3 separate regions of the Homo sapiens genome follow, and all the other regions are linked to region 2. A link is a loop called in an ENCODE intact Hi-C map of the cell type or tissue named here. Cell type or tissue: PC-3. All regions are shown on one strand.

Region 1 (8,000 bases), 290 kb after region 2:
CTGCTGCATCACTAACTATGGCATAGCCTGCCTTTCATACCCTATTTTCTACAAATAACTTCCATCAGAGTACAGGTTAGGGTCAGGGTTAGCTAAGGGGACTTCTAAGAGATCTTCTTGGGTGGCATAACTCTGGGTGATAATTTGTTGGCAGTCATGCTCAATTGGTTCCTCATCCTCCGGAAGAAAAGTGGCAGGGTTGAGGGCCGCACATGTGAGTATTTGAAATACTGGTCCCTCAAGGAGTAGTGCCTGGTATTTGAGTACGCTGTTATCTGAGAACCACAAACTTTCTTTAGCATTTAATCTGCTGCTTACATCATGGGTAGTCCAGACAGTGAGATCCTTTCCTTATATTATTATAATAGCCTCTGACACTAAGATGGCTACTGCTGCAACCACCTGTAAACAGTGAGGCCAGCCCTTGGCTACTACATCAATTTCTTTACTTAAGTATGCCACTGGTTGTGGGGCTTTTCCACGAGTCTGAGTAAGAACTCCAAGAGCTATTCCTGCTCTCTTGGTGACATATAGAGAGAAATTTTGTCCTGTAGGGAGGCTCAGGTCTGGAGCTTGTACTAGGGCCAGCTTTAAACTTTTGAAGGCTGTTTCCACCTCCGGTTCCCACTCTACTAGATGAGTATTCACCTTCCGAGTCTCCTATATCTGGGTATAGGGTGGCCTGGCCATTTCACTGTGTCCAGGAATTCACAGTTGGCAAAAAACAGTGATTCCTAGGAACCCCCACAATGGTTTCAATGTCTTAGGGTGAGGATAGGCCAGTATAGGCTGAATATGCTCTTTGTCAAGTGCCCTAGTTCCTTTGGCTAGGACTAGGCCTAGATATTTAACTTGTTGTAGACAGAGCTGGGCCTTTGTCCCAGGCACTTTGTAACCTTGATTAGAGGACCAGAGTGCCTGGACTTGAGAATTGGCCTAGGTCTTGGGCCAATGCCTGACCGAACAGATGAGGGCTATCTCTAAATCCTTGGGGCAAGACCATCCACATAAGCTGGGACGTGTGGTCTGTAGGATCCTCAAAGGCAAAGAGGAACTGGGAGTCAGAGTGCAGGGGAATGCAGAAGAAGGCATCTTTGAGGTCCAGAACAGTGAACCATTCTGCTTCCTCTGGTATCTGAGAGAGCAGTGTATAGGGGTTGGGTACAGCAGGATATAAAGGAATTATTGCCTCATTGATGATTCTGAGGTCTTGCACTAGTCTCCACTGACCATTTGGTTTTTGTATTCCTAGGATTGAGGTGTTGCAAGGACTGCTACATCTTCTTACTAAGCCTTGAGCTTTTAAATGTCTAACAATATCCTGTAATCCTTTGTGAGCTTCAGGCCTTAAGGGATATTGCCTTTGATAAGGAAAAGCGATGGGGTCTTTTAGCCTGATTTGAACGGGATGGGGAGTTTTTGCCCTTCCAAATTGTCCTTCCAAGGCCCAGACTTCAGAGTTGATTCCTTCTTCAAGTAGGGGACAACAAATGGGTAATTTGTTCCCCACATTCATGTAGATAATAGCTCCAGCTTTGACTAATATGACCCTCCCTAATAAGGGTGTGGGACTTTCGGGCATAATAAGAAAGGCATGTGAAAAGAGCAAAGTCTCCCAACTGCAGCTGAGGAGGTGAGAGAAATACCTGGTAAGATTCCTCGGATAGTAACAGAGTTTGAGGACAGTCGTCTGGGGCAGGAGATTAAAACTGAGAAGGCTGTACCAGTGTCCAGGAGGAAGTCCACTTCCTGGCCCTCAGTGGTCAAACTTACCCGGGGCTCTGTGTGGGTTGATGGCATGAGCTGGTGCTTGCCCCGGGCACCCTCAGTCCTGTTGCTGAATCATCTGGTTGGGCGCTTCTGGTCCAGAGGTCCTTCATCCTCTGGGGCAGTGGACCTTCCAGTGATTGCCTTGGCATATTAGACATGGGTGAGGGGGCGGTTTGTTTCTTGTTGGACAATCTTTCTTAAAGTGTCCTTGCAAACTGCACTGATAACAAGCCCTACTAGGCAATTGGCCTGCTCCTCTTTTGGTTTCCTCTGAGCAACCAAGGTCTGCCTGTCTGAGGGCCATGACTAAGGCTGCAGCCTCTCTTTTATCTCACTTTTCCCTTTTGGTCTGTTCCTCTTGGTCCCTGTTATAGAACACCGAGGTTACCAGGTTTAATAATGTCTCCAAATTTTGTTCTGTGCCTAAAGCAGGCTTTTGGACTTTTCTCCTAATGTCAGCTGCTGATTGGGTGATAAATTTATCCTTTAGAATAAGTTGGCCTTCCAGGGAATTCAGAGTTAGGGAGGTGTGCTTTCTTAGAGCCTCCCACAGCCTTTCTAGAAAGGCTGAGGGATTTTCCTCTTTTCCCTGTGTAATTGTGGATAGCATTGAGTAGTTCATAGGCTTCTTCCTAGTTCTCCTTAACCCTTTCAAGATACAAGTCAGGAAGTGCCTGTTGCTCCAATCTCCATGATCTGAGTTGGTATCCCAATGGGGGTCTACACTGGGGACTACCTGTTGCCCTGTGAAGAATTTTTCCTTTTCCTCCAGGATCATTCAATTGTTTACCTGGCTGAGATACCATAAATCTCCAAATTGCTGGGCTGCCGCCAAACTGCCTCCTTTTCAGTAGGACTTAAGGTCTGATCAAGGAGCAACATGATATCCCTCCATGCTAGATCAAAGGACTGCCCTAACCCTTGTAAGACATCTATATAGTGTTATGGGGATCATCCGAGAATTCCCCTAAATCTGTCTTTATTTGTTTTAAATCTGAGAGTGAGAAAGAGACATGTACACGGGTGGGCCCAAATTCCCCTCCTACTGTTTGTAAGGGACATAGTTTGGGTATGTGGTTCGCGGAGCTTGTGTTTTCTTTTCGGGGTGCCTCTAACACTTTGGTGAGGCCTGATGGTGGAGAGTGAGTGAGGAAGGAGAATGGGAGGAGACCCTGAGTATGGATGCAATTGTGGGTCTCTGTCATTTGGGCAAAGCTTGCAGGCTTGGCACAAGGCAATATTGTCACGAAGGGCAAAGAAAACCTGTACATAAGGGACTTCACTCCATTTACCTTCCCATTTACAGAAAAGATCTAGTTGTAGAATGGTGTTATAATTAATACTTCCCTCAGGGGGCCAAGTTTCTCCATTTTGTAAGGAATACTGTGGCCAGGCATTGGTACAGAAGAAAATCAGCCACTTCTTTTTTAAGGTCTTGGGTCGAATTTGTCCCAGTTATTCAGGATACATCTTAAGGGAGTGTCCGGTTTTGAAGGTGTGGTGCCCATTTGAAATTTTAAACACAGGGATGCCCGCAACCTGGTTAGTCTTAGGGACTCATCTTCCCTTAGGGCATCCCCCAAGGGTCAAGTCTAATTGTGCTTGAAGTGCATGGTCGCCCTTGAGCCTCCCATTTGCCAGATTTAACCATGCTTACTGACGGAATGGAAACTGTCCTTGTCTCCTGCCATGCGCCCATAGGCCACTAGATGGGGCACGAGGATGGTTGGATTTATTGTAGTCCTTTTGCCAATGCATCCTACCTGTTCCAAGATGGCAAGGCCTGGGTCAGGGGCACCACTGATGCTTGCATGCTAAGGCCCAATTTACGTGGGCCTGGCCATAAAACTGTCCTTCAAGGAGAAATCTCTGAATCAGCGACAGGAGGCTTAGTAAGCTTAAAGAGGTTGGTGGATGTCCTCTAGGCCAGGGCCGAGAGAACAGCTGCTGTACTTTAGCCTTCTGTCCCCACTTGCCATCAAAGGAGTAAGCCTCTCTCTCAAGGGGGTACCAGTATCCTGTGTCCCAACTGACTATATTTTCTTCCATCCAATACCAATTATTGAATGGTTGAAACAACAATTCAACAGCTCTAAGACCCATGCCTGTGCACCACAGATTGTACTTGAGAGGCCCCAAGGAAGGGGAAAGTCTATCCGGGGAGCAATGGAGGAAATGCTCTAAGGCTTCTCCTATCCACATGAAAATTACAGACCTGTTTAAATTGTCCTGATGTGGGGGACCATACACTATGCTGGGGAACTGGCCCTTCAAAATAGCCATCAAATGGCGACAACTGCCTAAACCCTGGAGGGCACCATGAACAGGGATCTTCTGGGCACCACCCCAAGAATTTAAGGCTTCTAAATAGGGAATCTCGATCCTGCCTAGTGGGAATAATCTTGCTTATGAGTTGAGGGACAAAGTCTAACTGGTGGGCATTAGGACCCAGGAGGCAGGAGTCAGAAGATGTGGCTGTCTCATGCTCAGTAACCCATGCAGGGGGAGCCTCTGGCGGGGCCATAGTATCAACCAGGATATCTGGGAGACCAGGACGTCCGCTGAGTGCTCCTGGGTGTATTTCGGGACCACCATGGAAAGCGAAAGAGTTAGAACTGGTTCCAGGCAAACCAATGCTCCTGACTCCGAAGGGTCGGGGGTTGTTAGAGAGCCCTTTCCCAGACAGCCTGACACTCGTGTCTTTAGTCCGGCAGCCACACTAATCCCCTTTAAATGGCAGACAGGTGCCCAGTGTTTAGCCTTTGAATTCTAAGGAAGGACAGGACAGAATAGCAAATGAAAGAGGTCCATGGTGCTCACTTCGTGGTGATTGGGATGCATTTCCTGGAGTCTTCTGGCTGGCTCCCCAAATGTAACACCTAAGGTTCTTAACCTAGCCACACCAAGAATTGGTGCGGTGGCTGACCATGGCAAATGATAGAGACCTGGACTGAGAGAGAGTGAGCAGTAGGTTTCATTGAGCAGAGCAAGGGTACAAAGGTTCCACAGTGTGGAAGGGGTCTCAAACAGGTTGCCACTGCTAGTTTGGGTATTCGCCTTTCAAACGTTTTAAGTTGGGAGATACATGAGGCGGGAAGCTTGTTACAGGAGTGAGAAACAAAGGCAGTAAATTGTTTTGTGATATGTCTTAGACTTTGAGGAAAATCAGAATTGCAACTTAGGCTTTATCTACTTTATGACCTTACAGCGGCATGGCAAAAGAGACAGGATCTTACGGGACTTTACAAAGTATGTTTACAAAGAATTGGAATTGGGAGTGTAGATAAGGTCTGCTGGTCACAGAAAAATGGGCAGTTAACATTCCCTCTACTTTAGTTTCAGGGGAGGGGGAAGGGAGAGAGGGAGAGAGGACACGGGGACACTAACAGCAAAATTTTTGCTGTTTATAGCTTTCTTGGGGAAGAAAACACATGCACAAATCGTGGTGTTAGGAATATTTTAAGCATATATCTTCAATATTATTCATCCAGGACCGAAGTAAGTCCGGATGCAGGAAATGAGTGAGTTTCACAGCTTTCTGAGCCCCTACTTGGCCCAGGAAGCCCAACTGGTACCTCCTCTCACTTTCCCCCTTTTCCTGTGGATGTGGCTTCCTGTGAGCTGAACTGCAGTGATTGTTGTCTCTCTTCTGGGTCTAGCCATCCAGTGAGTCTACCTGGCTCTGGGTTGGTACTGGGGGTTTCTGTACAGAGTCCTGTTATGTGAATCATCTATGGGTCTCTCAGTCGTGGATACCAGTGCCTGTTTTGTGGAGGTGGCAGAGGGTGCAATGGACTCCATGAGGGTTCTTGGCTTTGGTGGTTTAATACTGTATTTTTGTGGTGGTTGGCCTCTTGCCAGCAGGTGGCGCTTTCCAGAAAACATCAGCTATACTAGTATGGGGAGGAACCAGTGGTGAGGGCCCTAGAACTCCCAAGATTATATGTCCTTTGTCTTCCGCTACCAGGGTGGATAGGGAAGGCCCATCAGGTGGGGGCAGGACTAGGCGTGTTTGAGCTCTGACTCTCCTTGGGCGGGTCTTGCTGATGCTGCTGTGGGGATAGGGTGAGATTCCCAGGTCACTGGAGTTGTGTACCTAGGATTATGGCTGCCTCTGATGACTCATGCAGGTTGTTAGGGAAGTGGGGGAAAGCTAGCAGTCACAGGCCTCATCCAGCTCCCATGCGAACTGAAGGGCTGGTCTCACTCCCGCCCTTCCCCTGCCACAACAGCCCCGAGTCTGTTTCCAGGCAGAGGGTGAGTCAGGTTTGAAAACTTGCATGAGGCTTCCTGCTTCCCAGCTGCCAAAGAAAAGGGCTTTAGTTCTTCCCCGTCCTGTGAAGTCTGCAAGCCGGATTTGCATCCTTCCCCATGTTCTGGCCAGGAGGTTTCTCTCCCCACTCAAATTATTACAAAGTTCACCTTGGGAAGTTCTTATCCCAATGGAGTTTTACCCCCTGCTCCTCTGGCCCCCTTCCTGATGGATCCCTGTGGTTCCAGGCAGGAATGGGGTTGCTTGGGGATTCAGTGAGTTCCCGTGGCCTCCCTGCTGCCTCCTCTGCCCCTGTATTTTCCTCAGCTCAGCTCTGTAACTTGACTCAGCTCCAGGTAAAGTCAGGAACTTCTCCCACAGACCTTCAACTTCTCCAGTGTGGGTGTGTGTTCAGGAGAGGAGAGTCTCCCTTTCCCACTTCTGCAGTTAGAGCACTTACAGTATTTGGAGTGTCTCCCGGCTCCTGCAGGAGCAGTCTGCTTTCTTCTGAGGGTCTGTGGGTCCTCTCAGGGTTGCTGGTTTGTTCTTGCAGTCAGTCTGGAGCTAAAATTCACAAGCAAGCCTCCACATGCTGCTCTGTCCAGAGCTGCAATCTAGTCCTGCCTCCCATCCACCATGATCCCTCCAATCACATTCCCTTTTTGGGGATATTTTTGACCCCTGGTTGGTTGAATTCAAGGATGCAGAGCATGTGGATACAGAGGGCTGACTATACTAATCCAAGAGAGAGCAGACATCAGAGCAAAGGACATTATTAGGCATAAAGAGGGCCATTGCATAATGACAAAGGGGTAAATACTCCAAGAAAAGATACAACAATCCTTAACGTGTATGCACCTAATGACAGAGCGCCCAGACATGTGAAACAAAAACTTATAGTACTGCAAGGAGAAATAGATACATCTACCATTATATTTGGAGACTTTAATTCTTCTCTATCAGAAATGGACAGATTCTGTGGGTAGAAAATCTGTAAAACAGTTGAACTCAATGGCACCATCAATTAACTGGATCTAATTGACATCCGTAGACTACTTCATCCAACAACAGATTAAACATTCTTCTCAAGGTTACGTGGACATTGATCAAGGGAGACCATATACCGGGCTATGAAATGCACTTTAACCAAGATGTCCTTCAGTAGGTGAGTGGATAAATAGACTGGTACATCCAGACAATGGAATATTATTCCACACTAAAAGGATGAGCTATCTAGCCCTGAAAAAACATGGAAGAACATTAAATGCATGTTACTTAGTGAAAGAAGCCAATGTGAAAAGGCTACATACTGTTTGATTCTAACTCTATATCATTCTGGAAAAGGTAAAACTATGGAGACAGTAAATAAATTAGTGGTTGCCAGGGGTTAGGGGAAAGGGCAGGTTGAATAGGCAGAACACAGTGGAATTTTAGGGCAATGAAACTCTTCTATACCATATTACAATGGTTGATACATGTCATTATATATTTGTCAAAACCCATAGAATATACAACACCTAGAGTGTACCCTAATTTAAACTGTAGACTTTAGATAGTAATGATGTGTCAATGTATGTTCATCAATTGGAACAAATGTACCACTTTGGTGGGGTATGTTGATAATGGGGGAGGCTCTGCATATTGGGAGTTAGGGGTACATGGGAAATCTCTGTACCTTCTGATTAATTTTGCTATGAACCTAAAAGTTGTATTAAACATAAAGTTTATAAATTAAAAAAGGACTTGACACTGAAAATGTATACTTTCCTGAGTGGACATGCAGCTTTGCAGGTTTGTTGTTTGTTTCATTTGTAACTGTGGGAGATACTCTCAACACCTGAGACTTGTCTAGAAGTGATCACAGACACAAGATGGTCTGAGCCCTGAAATCAACAAGGGGGTATATCCACAGTTATTTGAAATGAAGTTTGTTTTTTTGTGATGGTTTTGTGTCCAGTTGGTGCTGTCACTGGCTGAG
Region 2 (8,000 bases):
TCAACTTTAGATGATTTTTGGTGGAGATAACATGTAGCCGAATATCATCCCCTAATAATGGTATTTATTCTAGGTGGATACTCAACTGAGTAGGGGCAGACCTAGAGACAAAGGAGATGGTGTTAGAAACAAAAGACTATTTCCCTCCCAATCTTCTAATTCCAGCAGGTACTTTTTAATAGCATAAGACTGACTTGTTTTTTCCTTGAAGAGAATAGTGTTAAGGGTGTTTTCTAATGCAATTTTAGCATTTTTGAAAGGAAAACAGGAAGAGAGCTGAAGAAAGGAATATGATGGCCATAGCAACCAAAAAAAAAAAAAAAAAAAGAGCAGCAAAAGCAGGTGATTGATGGCTATATAAAATCACTGTTTATCTGTTCTGTTTTAATCTCATCGAGTTCAATGATCTGGTGGGCTGCAGGAGAATTTTCTGTCAAAAGTGGTTGTAGAAGTGAGTGATGAAGCCTTTTGAAACATCCCTGTATTATCTCCCTGTCACTGAATTAGAAAGCAGAGCCATGGGCAAAGGCTATTTTTATGACCTTTCAGCAGTGCGATGTCTGTGTTGCCCACTATGTCAAGGCCCAAGCACGGCAGGGAAATTCATTTGTGGTCTGGACAAATGTGGTCATTAGGCCTTTATCTCTTGATCCTTGGCCATGACTTGCACTGCTTTAATCCCCATACTTATATTGCCTCTGAGGCAGGGCATCATTCTTGTCATTAAGAGTGTGTATAATTTTGTGTGTGTTTGTCTCTGTATGCATTCTCCTAACTCACACTCCACCTTTTTATTTCGTTTGTTTTTAAAAAACTGAAACACTGAGTCCTTGATGACAGGATATGAAAAAATGCTGTGGATAGCCTTTGCTTCAGAATCTGTGACACAGCTGTGTTTCTATCTATCCTAGTACTATGGTCATGTCCCTTCCTTTGTGGGGCAAGAAAAGGCAGATCAGCTTGTGGCTGTGAAGAAAGCACAGCTCTGGATGGAACAGGAGTTCCCATCCACTAGATCTCCAACCTTAAGGAATGCATTCATCCTTTCCCTGGCCCTGTGAACCCTAACAGTCTGCTGAGTTCATTTATGTAGTTTTCCTTTGCAATTCTCTGCTCTCCCCATGTCTTCTACAGGGAACAGGATACTCTTGTCATTTTTGCTATGAGGATAATTTAGAATATCTGGGTAACACAAGGGATGAGCATCAAATTTCCAAACAACTTGCTGTCAGATTCCGTGGTTTGTTTTTTTTCAGCTATGCCAAAAAGAAAATGTCAGAAGGAAAGGAGTTTTAAAGGTCTAAATGGTTATCGTTGTCTTTTGTGTCTGAGACAATGCAGATAGACCCAATCACTCTCTGCTGTGTTTGTGTGTCCAAGGAGACTGACGGGCACATTCCACCCAGAGCAGATCCCAGTGTAAGGCAGCTATTATGCATGGAGTCTGATCATGTCTGTGTTCTCCTTGTGTATGCAAATACAATTTGCCAGCTCCTTTTGCTCAGAAAAAGGCTCTCTCTCCCCTACTCCCTTTGATTCTTCCTCACAGGGTTGTTCTACCCAATGTTATTGATGTTGTGCCTCAAGGGTCCTTAATGCACATCTTCTACCCTCCCACCTGCCCCTGCTCCACTCACCTCACCTGACTCCTGGCCAGGTCCCATTAGTCACTCTTGCCAAATCCAGCCCTGCTGGGTTGCGGGAAACATTGTGCTCAGCCTGGCTGTAATCCGGAAAAGTTAAGAGGGATTTCCTGGGGAAAGGGTGAGGGGGACAACACCTTGTTGATCTCCTCTGCATTCTGTATCACCTTACAGATGATGGCTTGATGACATGGAGAAAGTAAATAATATTGACTTCAACATACCCTTTTAAGGCCATCATGCTCAAAGCCATGGGAGCCCTTATGACATTTTCAACAGGTAACTAGAAATGATCTAGACATCTGCATCAGGCTTCCCTCAGAGTATCGAATACTGAGGAATGAGCCCCAGATTTTAATGATGTCACTGTCATGATTGCCCCCTTCCCACACCTCCTGCTCTTACAGAAGGGAACATTGGAGAAAGCTAACTGCCGCAGATTTGACTGCTGGCCAGATCCTTGGCAGAGGCATGTGCTGGAAGGAGCCAAGCATTTGTGGCTTTAGAACCAGCAGAGTGGTTTTGTGGTGCAGCCGTGTGCAGCCCAGGTGTCATGCTGTGGTTCCAATCAGAGGATATGCACACACCATCAGCAAGACCTCTGCAGCGTGCTGCCAGTTCCCAAGCACATTGCTCTCTGGAGTGTGGCCAAGGTCCACTGCGACAGGTCAGGTTGTGCTGGAGTTACTGTAATATCCAAGCCATAACTGATGTGTTAGAAGCACCTTCTATGTATAATGGTAGAAAATCACCTAAATGTCCTTAAGAAAACCAGGCAGCCTGCTGTGTGGGCTGTGCTCCACAAGCGAACACAGAATTGTCAGCAAATTCTTTCCTGAGATGTCCCCTTTGAAAATTTATGCTGCACATTAGGTCCTCCCTTGTTTGTAATGCTGACTATGGATGCAGGCACTTGATTTCTCCTCATTTTGCAGATGAGTTGGTTTGAAGACTGGAATTAAAACATGAGTGGCTTATCAGATAGCAGTAATGAATGTGGCAGGAAGCCTGGAATCTGGACCTCATTTTCTTTCTCTGTCCCTTTCTTTCTCTTCTATTTTGCTTTTCAAATGGTTGTTGTTTGTATGGTTCACCTTGATTAAATTGGTTCCTAAAATATTTTTGGTATAAGCATGTAAATTCAGTTTGGTAAGAAACATAAATTTTAGCTATGTCAGTGCTAATAGAACTTTCTGCTATGATGCAAACATTCTGCATCTGTGCTGTCCAGTTCAGTAGCCACTAGCTACATGGGGCTATTGAGCATTTGAAATTTGGCTAATATAACTGAGGAAGTGAATTTTTAATCTTATTTACTTTTAATTAAACTAAATTTAATTTTAAATAGCAACTTGTGACAACTGGCCACCATATTGAATGGTGCAGATTTATAGACCAACCCATTCATTTTACAGATGGGAAAGTGAGACCCAGGGAGGCTACTGGAATTTGCCCAAGAGCACACATAATTAGTAGTTGACTCAAGCCATCTAAAAGATTAGTCAGCATCTTCTGACTCATAAAATAGTAAGTTCTGATATCTCAGCATAAAGTTTTAAGACTCTTTGCACCTTCAAAACGAAATGAAACAGGTGAAAACAAAAATGCTGCTACATTTTGTGCCAGGTTAACTTTTTGCATAATATTCTGTGAAAAAACAGGGCCCAAGAAGAAAATAGCACTGGCGAACGCTGCCTGTTATTCCACATAAAGCCCTAGAGTGGCGCTGTTGTATAACTTCTGATGCCTGCAAAAGCCAAATCAAAAAACCCAAACCAATGAAAAGCCACCTTGTTCTTCCTATTCCTGCTCTGTCCACCTCCAGCAGTTTATTCTTTTATGTTCAGATCTTTGAATATTTTACTTCCTAAAAGAAAGAGAAATAAAAATCTTTCTGTAGGTCTACAAAAATAGATTTCCTTATATAGGAGGGAGAAATCCTGAAGTTTGGTTCTTGTTTTATAAGGTATTGAAGATACTATGGAGGTTAACTCCTTGAGGACGTTTAAACGTATCTTTTTGAGTTTTTCAATAGATAAGATTAAGGTGGCATAGAGACATAACTCATCAATACTCTGACTTCCTGCTCTCTGAGGACACATTCTTCAATGACATCTCAGATCACTTAAATTATGCGTCTTGGTCAGAATGTCCTTTCTGGGAAAGGTTGGGGCAACACGATTTGTAGACTGCGGTAGGATAAGCACATTTGACAGGTAATGTGTGGTTTCAATCTAAGGCTTCTACACACCTCACTAAAAGGCACGTTAAGAATTTTTTTTGTGTGTGTAAGCAACCTAGCGCTTTAGCATCTTGGGTCCCCCGATTCAGAGCCTCCCATCCTATTAGTGTTGTTCTGTCTCCTGGAGAGAACACTTCATGTAGACATTCAGTGATGCCACGTGCCTTGTAATTCCCTTAAAAGTTAATGAATGTGTTAGAATTAATTTTAATAAACGTTGATTAATTGCAGTTTGATTTGCGTTTTGAAGAACAAAGGCATCGCAAATACAAATCAGTGTTTGGCAGATTTTTCTTAGTTGCTTTGAAGGTTTTCACAGCAGATGGCAGTGTTGCTCTGCAGATGCTACTGAGCCAGCCCGGTGGAGGCAGCCAAAATTCCTATACATGCTCTCCAGGCAGCGCTACAAGATCCGCACCCCCAAAATTAGGGCCTGGACACAGACCAAATGAAGAGTCCAAGCAGAATTCGAAAGAATCACTGAGACTGCTGTGAATTCAAAATATGGGGATTATTTGAACCTTCTTCTGTAATTTAATTCAATGAAGTCAAATTGAGTTCCTGACAAGTTCAGAACCACATACATGAATAAAATGGTCAAAAATTTCAAACAATGGTTGATTGTGTGTGTGAGTCAGGGAGAGGCCGAGAAAAGGATAGAAAAGATGTGTCGATGATACTATAGTATGCAGCATATAGATATATGCATATCTCATCAATTTACACTATCTATGTTACATATAGATACCATAGCAGGTCAATGATTACTGCTACAAAGATAAAAATCTCTTGTTACAGGTGCACAGAGAGGGAGTAAAACTGAATACTTTCCTTGTCTACAGAATGAAGATAGGATTAGTAATATTCCAAGGTCACTTCCGGCTCTGACATTCTGGACGTTTGTGAATATTTTCCTACATTGTGGTACTTCCACACCTTCAGAGTTGACGAAACAGACCATTGTCCTTCAAATCACACTAGCATGAGGGAAGCCATGGAGCTGGATTACTCTCAATGTCATATCTTTTTTGGCCTTTGGATGTTATTTAGCAAGATGTGTCCAAATTGCATGTGATAGTGACCAAAGCAATTAGGGAGATTGATTTGGCATGCACCATTTCATTCTGTGCTCCCTACAGGGAGAGACGGAGGAGCCCATCAGGGTCCAAGATAACTAAATTTGATTTTGCCCCAATTAAGACACTAACTTTGCAAGTTGTTTTGATGTTGTTATATTTAACTTAAACTTTATTATTTTAAAAATAAGTGTCTCAGAAACAAGAATTTCAAAATTATATTAAATGTACTTGTCCTTTCTAAAGGTCTTTCTGTCTCCCTTATGTTAGTTTATGGTTTGAAAAAAAAAAACACTAGTAACTTTCCGAATTTATTTTATGTTACTTTCTGAGTCTGTGTATCATTTATTAAGTCACATCAATCTGTTCATTAATTTTAGGTTGCTTCATTATATTACTATTGTTTTTATGTCGTTTGAAGGTATTAAAATGTCACAGAATAATAAGAACAAAAAAGCATGGCTGTAACAGCTCTGATATTTTCTGGGTATTGATTCCCTAATTGGATTAGAGTCTCTCTTTGACAGAATTCCAAGAAGGTAAAGGGCTAGGCCATGATTCACAACTGGTTGGGTCTGGTCCCAATGACCACCGTGATGCATATTCATTCAACAAACACTTACTAAGGGTCCACAGTGGGCCTGGCTCTGTGTGCTGTCAGTATTGCCCATGCAGCTATAGGGTGAGTAGCAGGAAAGGCAGCCTGAGTTTTGGAGTCTGTTCCAATCTGCTTTCATGTCTGCCTCGGAGAAGGAAGAGCCACTAGGAATTACTGAGGAGAGCCGAAATGGCAGGTGGCATGAAACGGGATGCTGAGGCTTTCCTCTCTGTGTGCTTGGAAGCAATGTGTGGCTTCTAGGTGATAGGTCTGGACTTTATGGGTATCTTTTGGGCAGCCTCAAAGACCCATGAACTCAGAGCTTGAAGGTTGAATCAGTTTTCCAGAGCTATAATGCCAGCAGATAGCTTCTGCAAGGCAGCTGATTGTTTTGTAAAATTTTGAGAGATGCTGGGAGTGTTGTAGCTCTTTCGCTGAAATGTGCACTATGGATTTTTATGCAACACTATGATTATGAAATGTCTATTACAGAAAATATTAATTGCTTGATTTTGCTTTCTTCCAATTAAGTTCTCTACACTTCTGTGGTGAGAGTTCTTGCAGATAGGACAAGCCAAGTTATCCTATAAGGCTCAAGTGTCCTGCTGTGCGCTCCTGTAGACCTACATCATAGCTATCTCCTGGAAGTAAGCTGAGTCTTTTGCACTTTGAAATATATATATATATATATATATATATATATATATATATATATATATATATAATCAAACATCTGCCATGTATTAAGTGCTTGTAGATGCTTTATTTCATTTAATCCTCACAACACTGTAAAGTAGACACACTAGTGACATTTTACTGAGGATGAGAGAAGTTTCATCTCAGAGACAGGATTTAAATTCAATTCTGTGGAATTCTAAAGTGGATTTTCCTATAGCCTCCAAATGCAAGTATCCCCGCAGGGACCTTTGGTACATGGGTGGGAGGTAGGCTGATCTGTTCTCCACATCTACTGAAGCATTGGTATTCATTTTATGAATGTAGCAGCGGAGAGATACCAACCTAGGTAATAAGACTGTTCCTTCACATCTCCATCCACCTTCATTTTATTAACATTTGTAAATCTGCTAATTTTCTGAGACTAGGGCACAGTATTGCAGACACCAGCATGTTTGAGAAGAAGCAGCAGCCCTGGATGTCTCACTTGTTCAAGATTTGGTTATCTTAGCATTCTTGTGATGCATGAACTTCCTTGTTCTTCAACTGTTAAAGAAAGCTGCTGGGCCATTGGCATTTGGTTAATCAGTGAAGACAAAGAGTGATCTTCTGAGTAAGCTCTCCATTGTAGAAAAAGTGAGGTAGCTATATAGATAGCATTTGAGCTTGACTACAATATGTCATATATGCAGTCTTAAAGAGGTTTCCAGGGCATTATTTTTTTTTAATTTAAAAATGAAAGTTTAAAGGTAAATTGCACTTAAAAGAGGAAAAAAAAAAACAATTTTAGACAGAGCCTTGGTAATAGGGAAAATAAGAGTCAACCCAGGGTTTACTTTATAATTAGAAGTAGCAATTAAATAGAACTGGGCCTTGTAAGAATTATAGTGAACTAAAATGAAACTGTGGCTGAATGGGGTCTGCTTACTTCTGCTCTTTATCTGATAACCATGTAAGAACAGAGGAGCAAGAATAGTAAAATTGTATTAACGATGGCTCGCGAATTCATACTTGGCTTCTAATATTCCATATATCCAGTCATGTTCTTTGATGTACAACAAATCTCATGATTGGCAAATAAAGTGCATTTGTTGAGTATCCTAAAAAGAATTTTTAAGTTACTCCACAAAACTTCAGTGATATAAAAAGATCTTAGTTTCTAAAACTCACATTGTAAACCTGTACTTCATTCACTAGAATAATACATTTTTGGGTTCTTGAGTTATATAAAACAGCAACAAGTATCTCTGAGAAGGAAAAAATCATGTGACCAATATCTGCAATGTTAAAAAATATGTAAATATTCCACAGAAAAAATTGTTGCCTGGTTATATCGCTATCAGGAAAATTACTTCCCACCTGCATGACAGTTGAATTTTGGTGGCCTTTTTTAACCTAATACTTTTGACAATGCCTTTTTCACTCAATACCTTTGATAATTTTTATCTGAAATAGGCCCAGAAATTAATATTAAGCTTGGCAAGTAAAATTTATATTGGATCTATTATATAACAGTGAAATCTTGGACTGGCTCCTAAGGCTGGCCTGAGCTTCCTCATACTTTGATCTCAAAGTAGATTGCCAAAATGGTACTCTAGATATTCCTATTTTTGTGTTTAAACAAAATGGTGGCTAACTTAAAAATGAGGCTCTGTGATGACTAGGAATAGATGCTTTATTGCAGCTTTTGATTGTAATATGTAAAAGATAAAAGAAATCTTAGTTTTACTTTTCCCTTCTTTTATAAACCACAAATTTATTAGTTC
Region 3 (8,000 bases), 120 kb before region 2:
GAAATGTAAAATAGTTCAGCCACTGTGGAAAGCAGTTTGGAGATTTCTCAAAGAACTGAAAACAGAACTACCGTTTGACCCAACAATCCCATTATTGGGTGTATAAATTGTTCTACCAAAAGGACACATGCACTTGTATGTTCATTGAAGCACTATTCACAATAGCAAATATCAACCTAGATGCTCATCAGTGGTGGACTGGATAAAGAAAATGTGGTACATATGCATGATGGAATACTATGCAACCATTACATAGAACAAAATCATGTGTTTTGCAGTAACATGGATGCAGCTGCAGACCATTATCCTAAATGAATTTATCCTATAACAGAGAACCAAACACCGCATGTTCTCACTTATAAGTGGGAGATAAACATTGAGTACACATGAGTACACATGGACTTAAAGATGGAAACAGGGCACTACTCAAGGGGGTAGGATGTAGGGGAAGCCAGGATTGAAAAACTACCCTTCAGAGACTATGCTCACTATGTGGGTGATGTGATCATTTGTACACCAAATCTCAGCAACACACAATTTATCCACATAAACCTCCACATGTACCCGCTGAATCTAAAATAAAAGTTGAAAGAAAAAACAACCCACAAGAAAGATGAGGCTGGGTGCTGTGACTGATACCTATAATCCCAGCACTTTGGGAGGCCTAGGTGGCAGGATTGCTTGAGGCCCAGGGGTTTGAGACACCACCCTGGACAAAATAGCAAGACGCATCTCTAAAAAATAAAAAAAAATTAATAAAATTTAAAAATAAGATACAACCCACAATGGGAAAAATATTTGCATATTATATATTTGCTAAGGGCCTAGTATCTAGAATATATAATTTTATTTTAACCTCTCTGAAGTTTCAATGAATATTTATAATTGCCAAGTGAATACTGTTTTACTCTGATCTCTAATGCAATGAATCTTAATTGTTTCTTTTAATGGTACCATTGTTGATCAATTGATTAAGGCTGAAAGTCATTGTCTAACTTTGATTTCTTTCTCTCTCCATAGCCAATAATTTACTAAATCTTCTTGCCTATTTATTATATATATTATATATTTTAAAATATTTTTAATAGCTGTTAATTAAGCCACATCCATTCCATTTTTACATTTTTACAGTAAATCCAAACCGTTTTTACAGTTTCCCTTACCATTCAGATTCTCATCACATTACTTAGGCAATTAAAGTAATGCCCTACTAGGACTCCTTGTGCCCAGCCTACCACTAAACACTAAAATTTGTGTTTTTATTATACCCCTCTGCTTTAAACAAATAAAAAAATAGCAAATAAAAGCCCCATGCCTGCAAAAGTCCATCGCCACCTAAAGAAGTTGTTCTCAAATACTAGCATGAGTAAGAATCACCTGGAGGGCCATGAAAAATACAGATCCCCAGGCCCTGCCCCTGATGATCTGATTTATTAGATCTGAGGTAGTGCCCAAGAAACTGCATTGTCAAAAAGCTCCTCTGTAGCAGGTGGCTCTTGCTGACTTGTAGGATTAAGTCCATCTTCCTTGAGTGGGTCTTTAGTGCTAGCTCCATCTGACTGCAGCCTTTTCTTAACCTTTCTCCACTATGCAAGCCTTCTGCTTTTTGACAGACAGCAATCCATTGTCACCAAGCACACACTATGCCAGGAGTTTTAAAGCCATGGCCAATGAGTTACCTTCTAGGGGACATATCAGGAGTTTAAAAACCAGGTATACAAATACTTAGACTTAAAATTTTTTTTCAAATTTTCTTCCTGTTTTTCAGAAAATGGTATTATGAAAAAATGTTTTATGTTAATATATAAAATTACATTATTGTGGTTTGTTTCAGCTCAAATATCTTGTACTGCAACTGTTTACGAGCTAAAAATGGATTGTTATCATGTCATATAATCTAAGATTTATTGATTAGAATTAAAGCAAATGTGCTCTGCCATTATGATTATTAATATTTTTGTTTGTTTGTTGATATTGGGTCTAACATACAATTAGAAAATGTTGAAGAAAATAAAATGTGACTATAAATATAGTAGCTTGGAAAACCTAACACTCCTAAACTCTTCAAATTAAATATATACACACTCACCACAAAGATGCACAAACATACAAACTTAGATGATTCCTTCTGAATGCCTAGGTTACCTCTATTTTTCTTCCCTTAAGTAAGCACATCTTTCGAATCTAATAAATGCTTGTGATTTCAGGCAAAGAATTAATAGGAAGGTATCTCAATAGAAGATAAGAAATCAGGACGTAATACTCTTTTTATCTCCCTTTCCCCACCTTTGGATGGCATTTGTAATTTTAGTTTACTTTAACTTCCCATGCCTGTCTATGCCACAATAATATTTGAAGACAATGAAAAAATACCAGGCTAACTTTAATGCCCCAATCTAGCCACTGCTAACCAGCCGTGGAATTCCTATTAAGTGACCATAGGCCATTTTGAATGTTAGATCTATATAAAACTGCAAAACTGACTTTTATAAAGGAACAATTGGCTCAAGCTTCTGTGTTCTCTTTCCTTACTGTGATCTGTAGCTAGATGCCAGGCCCATGGATATAATGCAATGGTGACAAAAAAGGGCTGGCTCAGGATAGCCCAGTCTACCAATGGTACCATAGCAGACACTTGAGGCTCATAGCAATGGAACTCCTATTGTACCAAATTTCCTATGAGTCAAGTGTACAAAAGTATAACATAAGTATCATTCTCCCTAAGATCTAGAAAGGTTTGACTTAGTCTCTATTCCACACTCTGTGGGAAAGTCCAGTGCTGTTCCCAAGATTTTTGTGGACTCTCTAGGGACACACCCTTGGGGCATCTCTGAGTCTGATTTCTTCTTTCTTGAGTTCTGGTTCTCCATTCTGTGCTTTGTGACTTTTTCTTTACCTCCTCTCTGGCATCAATCTGAGTGTGAAATCAGCTCTTTGTTTTCTTTTAAAACCCCACTCAATGTGTATGGATATAAAAGGAAACTCATTATCACAACATTTCAAACAAAGTAAGAGTGAGTATTAGGCATCTCTGCTCTTAAAATTGTTTTGGCCACTCTCTCCTACTTCTTCTACTCTTTCTCTCTTTCTCCTCCATCCAGTCCTTTCAGTAGAAAATAAAACAATTTCCCCCCAACTCATCCCCCAAACCTTCACCCCTTTCTCTCAATTGTCATTCTCTTCAAACACACATTCTGGCCTACCTTTAGCACGGGACTCAGCAGAAACTCAGAAATCACCCCATTATTAGAGGTTCACAAAATTACTTTCTTGCGTGTGGGTTATAGGATATTCTTTTACTGCTTCATATAAAATTTGTGTCTGTATGTATGGTTTTATTACAAAATTAATAAACTACTCTGATTTGAATGATAAGTCATTGAAATTGCTATACCTGCTTTTGGCAAATGCAGAAAAAATATTAGGGTTCAGATAGAGTTTGTTGCCCAAATTTCACTTCCATTCCTCCTTTATTGTAGAGTTCTGGCAGAAGGCAATACACAAAGATTGGGAGCTAGAAAGAAAACAACATGACTATTTATTAAATGATTATAATTACCAATGTACCTGTTATTGTCTGGGAGTACTCAGGCCTATACCTGTCTTGTACCACTGGGGCAGAACTCCTGAGAACCACCTTTCCCAGACCCCCTTGACAGCTGGTTTCCAGTTTGGTTCTTCTAATGGGATGGACTCCTGTGTGATGAGAGGGAGCGGGTAGAAGTCACTTGAAGGCCCTAGACTTCTGGTTCCAGCTGCATTGCTGACATGCACCTGTGAATGCTTGCAAGGTGCCAGTGGCAGGAGTAGTGGCAGCAGCAGCAGTGCATGTGTGCTCTGTGATGGCTGCCCACTGCTTAGGGCAGACCAGTGTGGCCTCCTGCAGGTCCTGGTCTCTGAGAGACATTACTTTCCCCTCTTGTCTTCCTCTAGGCCTTCCAATAGTATAGTAGCTTAATTCTCTGGATTAGGTTCTTTTCTGTTTTAAATAATTAGAGAGCTTTCTATTTTCCTGATTGAATCCTTGACTAATATCCCTCTATAATATGGCTGTTCTGGTAAGCTAAGTTAGAGGACAGGAGAGCTACTAAGGCCCGAGGCTTGAACAGGCTTTTTCAGAACTAAGATGGCTGGATCTGAAGAGAAGATTTTGAGCAGACTTATCTTCCCAGTCTAGGGAGGAGCTGCTGGAATGCAGAAAACGTTATGAACTTGCTCCAAAGAACCAGAGCCACATACACGTGCTAATTAGACTAAAAAACAGAATAGAAGAGAAACACCAGAACATGGCTGCTAGCCTTTTAAGAAAAAGCAGCCTCAGCGGCTCATAAAATGCAGGCCAATGACCTATCCATTGATAATCTTCTTCTTCTAGGAAGAAGAGTAAGGGGGAATGTGTGGAAGTACCCAACATGGATGGGGAGAGCTGGAAACGTCTGCCTGCTCTGAGCTGTGTTGGAAACCTGAGGAGGTGGGAGAAGCTGTTTCTGCTTATAACAGAAAACTGAACTCATTCTATCAGCCTAGCAGGAATGAGAAGAGGCTTATATTTTGTAATTGAGATACTCACATGGTTAAAATGATGAAATGTATATTTCATTGGGTTTCTCTTTTATCACCAACACAAAAGCTGGCATGATTCCTGTGTGGCTGAGTTCTTGTCAATGGTATCCCAAATCCCAAACAAAACCAAGGAGATACTTCATGTCTGACCATTCTGAAACTCATTGGAAAGTGTGAATCTTTTTCTTGAAACAAAGACTTGATTTGAAACAGCCAGGATTTTATACACACTCATATTTGACCCTAAATAAAAGCCTTGACTTGATGCCTGTTAGAATGCTAATTGGGCACCAGGAAAGAAAGAAACTACTCACATCGAGAGATCTTGATGAAACCGTGTGCCCTGGGAATAGTCAAGCTAGGAGTAGCATGGGGCAGGGAAGATAATTGAAGTAGTGTCTTTCCTAAATTACACAATTCTCTATGTAGCTGTTGACATTTCTCCTAATGTTTCATGACTGATCATAAAGTCAACACTAGTTTCTTCCACAGTGTTTTTCAGTGTAGCCAGCTCCTATTGATTGTCTATTGTGTGCATTCTGATGCTATCCAAGAAGTCCCATTTTGTGAACCTCTTTTGGAAACTGTAAAGGTTGTCAACAGTTTCAAAATGATGCAGTGTTTCTTAGCCAAGCAAAATTTGCCTGAAAGAAAAATCTCAATTTCTTGTGTGCAGACAGGACCCCTGTAATGCTTGGCACCACCCTGCGCTTTACTGCTTGGTAACATGTCAGGGTGATTCACTGTTGTTGACATGGGCATGCATTGGCATCAAAAGCCTTTTCAAAATTTTTGAAGGAAGCTTTGCTTACTGCTATGAAAAGTGTTAAATTTATAACGGCATCATTTCAAGATGTTTTGTCAAGAGATGGGAGCAAGATACAAAGTTCTTCTCTATTCCACCATTTACTGGCTTTCCCAAGAGCAAATCTGGTAATAAGTGATTGAATGTCACATGGAACTTTCCTTTTCTTGAGAGAAAAAGAAAGTAAATCTACTTTTAAAATAATTTTGGCATGAGAATAGCTCGCTTGTGGCTTGACTTACATAACAAATATTTTTGGTTACATACTTAAGGTAAATCTTTCGATTCCGGGTTCTGCAGTGACAATGGGTGCTACTGAAAAATTACAAGCTCTTTGACTAAGCTGTTGCTAGAGGTGGGCAAGTATGTGAACTTTTTGATACTGGATGAAGATATACTTTTGTACTCTGGAAATGGGAAAGCCAAGGAGATAGTGATATATAGATTCCTGGCAATGTGGCAGAGTTCTTTTGAAAGTTATTTTATTTAAACAACCTTAAAATAGGAATCTGGATTTGCAATTTTTTTCCTTGCTAACAAAAATAACACCAGTAATTCAGACTTGCTAAAGATACCCTCATTGATATGAGGACAAAAGAGAAGACTTGACTCATATTCAGTTCAAAGTCCTGGGGAATTCTGGTGTTGTTATGCACAAAATTATTCTAACCTGGCAAAATGAGTGATGAGTAGCTCTGATTCCATTTGCTGTGGGCAAAATGCTGTAATATTAAAAGCTGGCCCCCAAATCTCTTTTAGAGAAAACTCTGTCTAGAGTCATACACTGATAAATGTGTAACTGGGATAGATTTTGTCGCTACTCAGTTTCTCTCAAATATGAGATTTGGTCACTTGCCCCTCCAAGACTTCCAACTGCTTCCTGGTGTTAAGGACCCCTCTTTCTGGAAAACTTCGGAAAAGTCTGGACTTTCGGAAAAAAAAAAAAAAAAAGCAATGTCTATTCAGCACATTTTGGATGGTATGTGCCAGATAAATGTCCTGCTGATCCATGGATGACAAGTTGTCTTCCATCAGCAATGGGAAGAAAACTGACATAGTTCCTCAGTGTGGTCATTGTGTTTCCTGTGACTTCTACTGGAATGGCTGTGGGTGATGGCATTGGCTCAGCTTCTATCAGGCTCCCTGTGGAAGAGGCTTTGGAAGCTTGGCTTTCCTTGATGGTGACTCTGTTCTTTCACTCCCTATCCTTTCCTCCCCCACCACAATTCAGCCCTTCTTCCTACCTCCCCTCAGGTGATGCTCCAGAACACTCTCCCCTTCCTGCCACCTCCTTATCCCAGGAACTTTCATTTAGTCACCATGGAGATTCAAGGGTAAATTTTCTGTGCCTCCTTCAATTTTTTTTCTAATGAATTTCTATGGATCAAACTCCATGTCCTGTTTCCCTTAAGGCTTTCCTGCTTTGACACCTAATAACCTATTTTACATATAAAACAGAAATCAAGAGGTGAACAAAAAACAAAAACCCTGAATCATGTTTTTTTCTTTTCGCATATCTCCCTTTCTAATTCTTTTCAAGGCAATGTAGATGCCTCTGGTGTACTGGGGAGGGTCAGTACAAAGAAGTGGCACAAGAACACCAAAAACAAGGTACAACAATTACTATTGGGTAAACAGGTTGCCTAAAGGTGTTAGGGTGTCAGTGGGTCCTAAAGCTTCAAAGATTGGTCATAACTGCTTTGTTTAGTAAAAAGGGAAAAATTAAGAGCCAGCAAAATGGTAGAGGTTTTGTTGATGGTCACATTATTTGATGTGACCTCTCCATGGGAATCCTCCCAAAGATACAATCAAATCTATTACTATTACAAAAGCTTGATATGTGGAAAGGGGCTAAGATGGGGTCAGTGCTGACTGGGATGGGGCAGAATGTAGGGATATCAGAGCTTAGAAGTGGAGGAGGCAGGCAGATGCCAGTTGCTGCTGACCTAGCAGAAACGTTGAGGTAGAATTTTAGCTTTCCATTGGCTATGAAGTTACCTAGTATAAGGGATTTTACTTAAAGATCAAGGAGGTAATGCAGCCTCCAGCTGTCTAGAGAGTTATAACAATGCACATCTTTGTGATTAAGCACTTATTAGAAACAAGAGATATAAATAAAGTGTGTTATGTCAAAGATCACTACAATTTTAACTTCTTTTTCTCATTAACTTCGGATTTCTTATTTCTGAGCAGTCATCAAGTTCATTTTCATTTCATATAAACAATTTTTATTCATTTCAACTTTTTTAGGAAGTTGCCATTAATTTCTGCAAGAAAAAAATGAAAGTGTACCAGTCAGAGTTGTTAAAGCAGAAAAGGATTTTACTGAAAGAACATAGGATTGCTCCCAGAGTTTCCAGGAGGGCTGATGAACAAGCCTTGAGAAGCCAGCAGGAAGAATGGCAGGCCAGGCAGGCAGAGCCATGGCCAAGACTGTACCACAGATCAACCTCAGGGAAGCACACTGATGCCTCTACAGGGACTCAGACATCTCAGTTTCAATCAGTACCACCAATGCCACTGAACACTGGACTTGGCTGCTGCTGCCTTCACCACTGTAATGGATTCTCCACTTTGCCTGTTTCTTTGTCCAAATTCACAGTGCCAGCCTGCTGCATTTAATTGACCAGGT

The links. Hi-C counts contacts between places; a loop is a spot of excess contacts. Peaks named below come from ENCODE experiments on the same cell type or tissue, not always from the same donor. Only the 100,000 strongest peaks of a DNase experiment are listed, where the experiment ranks them.
Region 1: a loop joins it to region 2, with 8 times the contacts of the local background. A loop is called at or near these places in 12 of 110 quality-filtered maps.
Region 3: a loop joins it to region 2, with 4 times the contacts of the local background. A loop is called at or near these places in 4 of 110 quality-filtered maps.

Annotation. Positions count from the first base shown.
Region 1 is chr3:161,848,685-161,856,684 of GRCh38, forward strand. No RefSeq gene overlaps it. Among named protein-coding and RNA genes, the nearest start is that of OTOL1, 360 kb to the left of the region's middle. In PC-3, CTCF peaks have their summits at 3,484 (motif pointing right) and 5,623 (motif pointing right); DNase peaks (open chromatin) are centred at 3,467 and 5,767; H3K4me3 peaks cover 502 bases; H3K27ac peaks cover 2,998 bases.
Region 2 is chr3:161,556,239-161,564,238 of GRCh38, forward strand. No RefSeq gene overlaps it. Among named protein-coding and RNA genes, the nearest start is that of OTOL1, 63 kb to the left of the region's middle. In PC-3, CTCF peaks have their summits at 3,360, 4,197 (motif pointing right) and 4,405; DNase peaks (open chromatin) are centred at 2,193, 3,143, 3,363, 4,233 and 1 weaker place; H3K4me3 peaks cover 1,056 bases.
Region 3 is chr3:161,439,226-161,447,225 of GRCh38, forward strand. It overlaps LINC02067 (long intergenic non-protein coding RNA 2067), which reads left to right. Exons shown (of 4, transcript NR_102265.2): 3 at 4,376-4,471; 4 at 7,619-8,000. Among named protein-coding and RNA genes, the nearest start is that of LINC02067, 17 kb to the left of the region's middle. In PC-3, no CTCF peak of the experiment used is centred here; a DNase peak (open chromatin) is centred at 4,986; H3K27ac peaks cover 2,131 bases.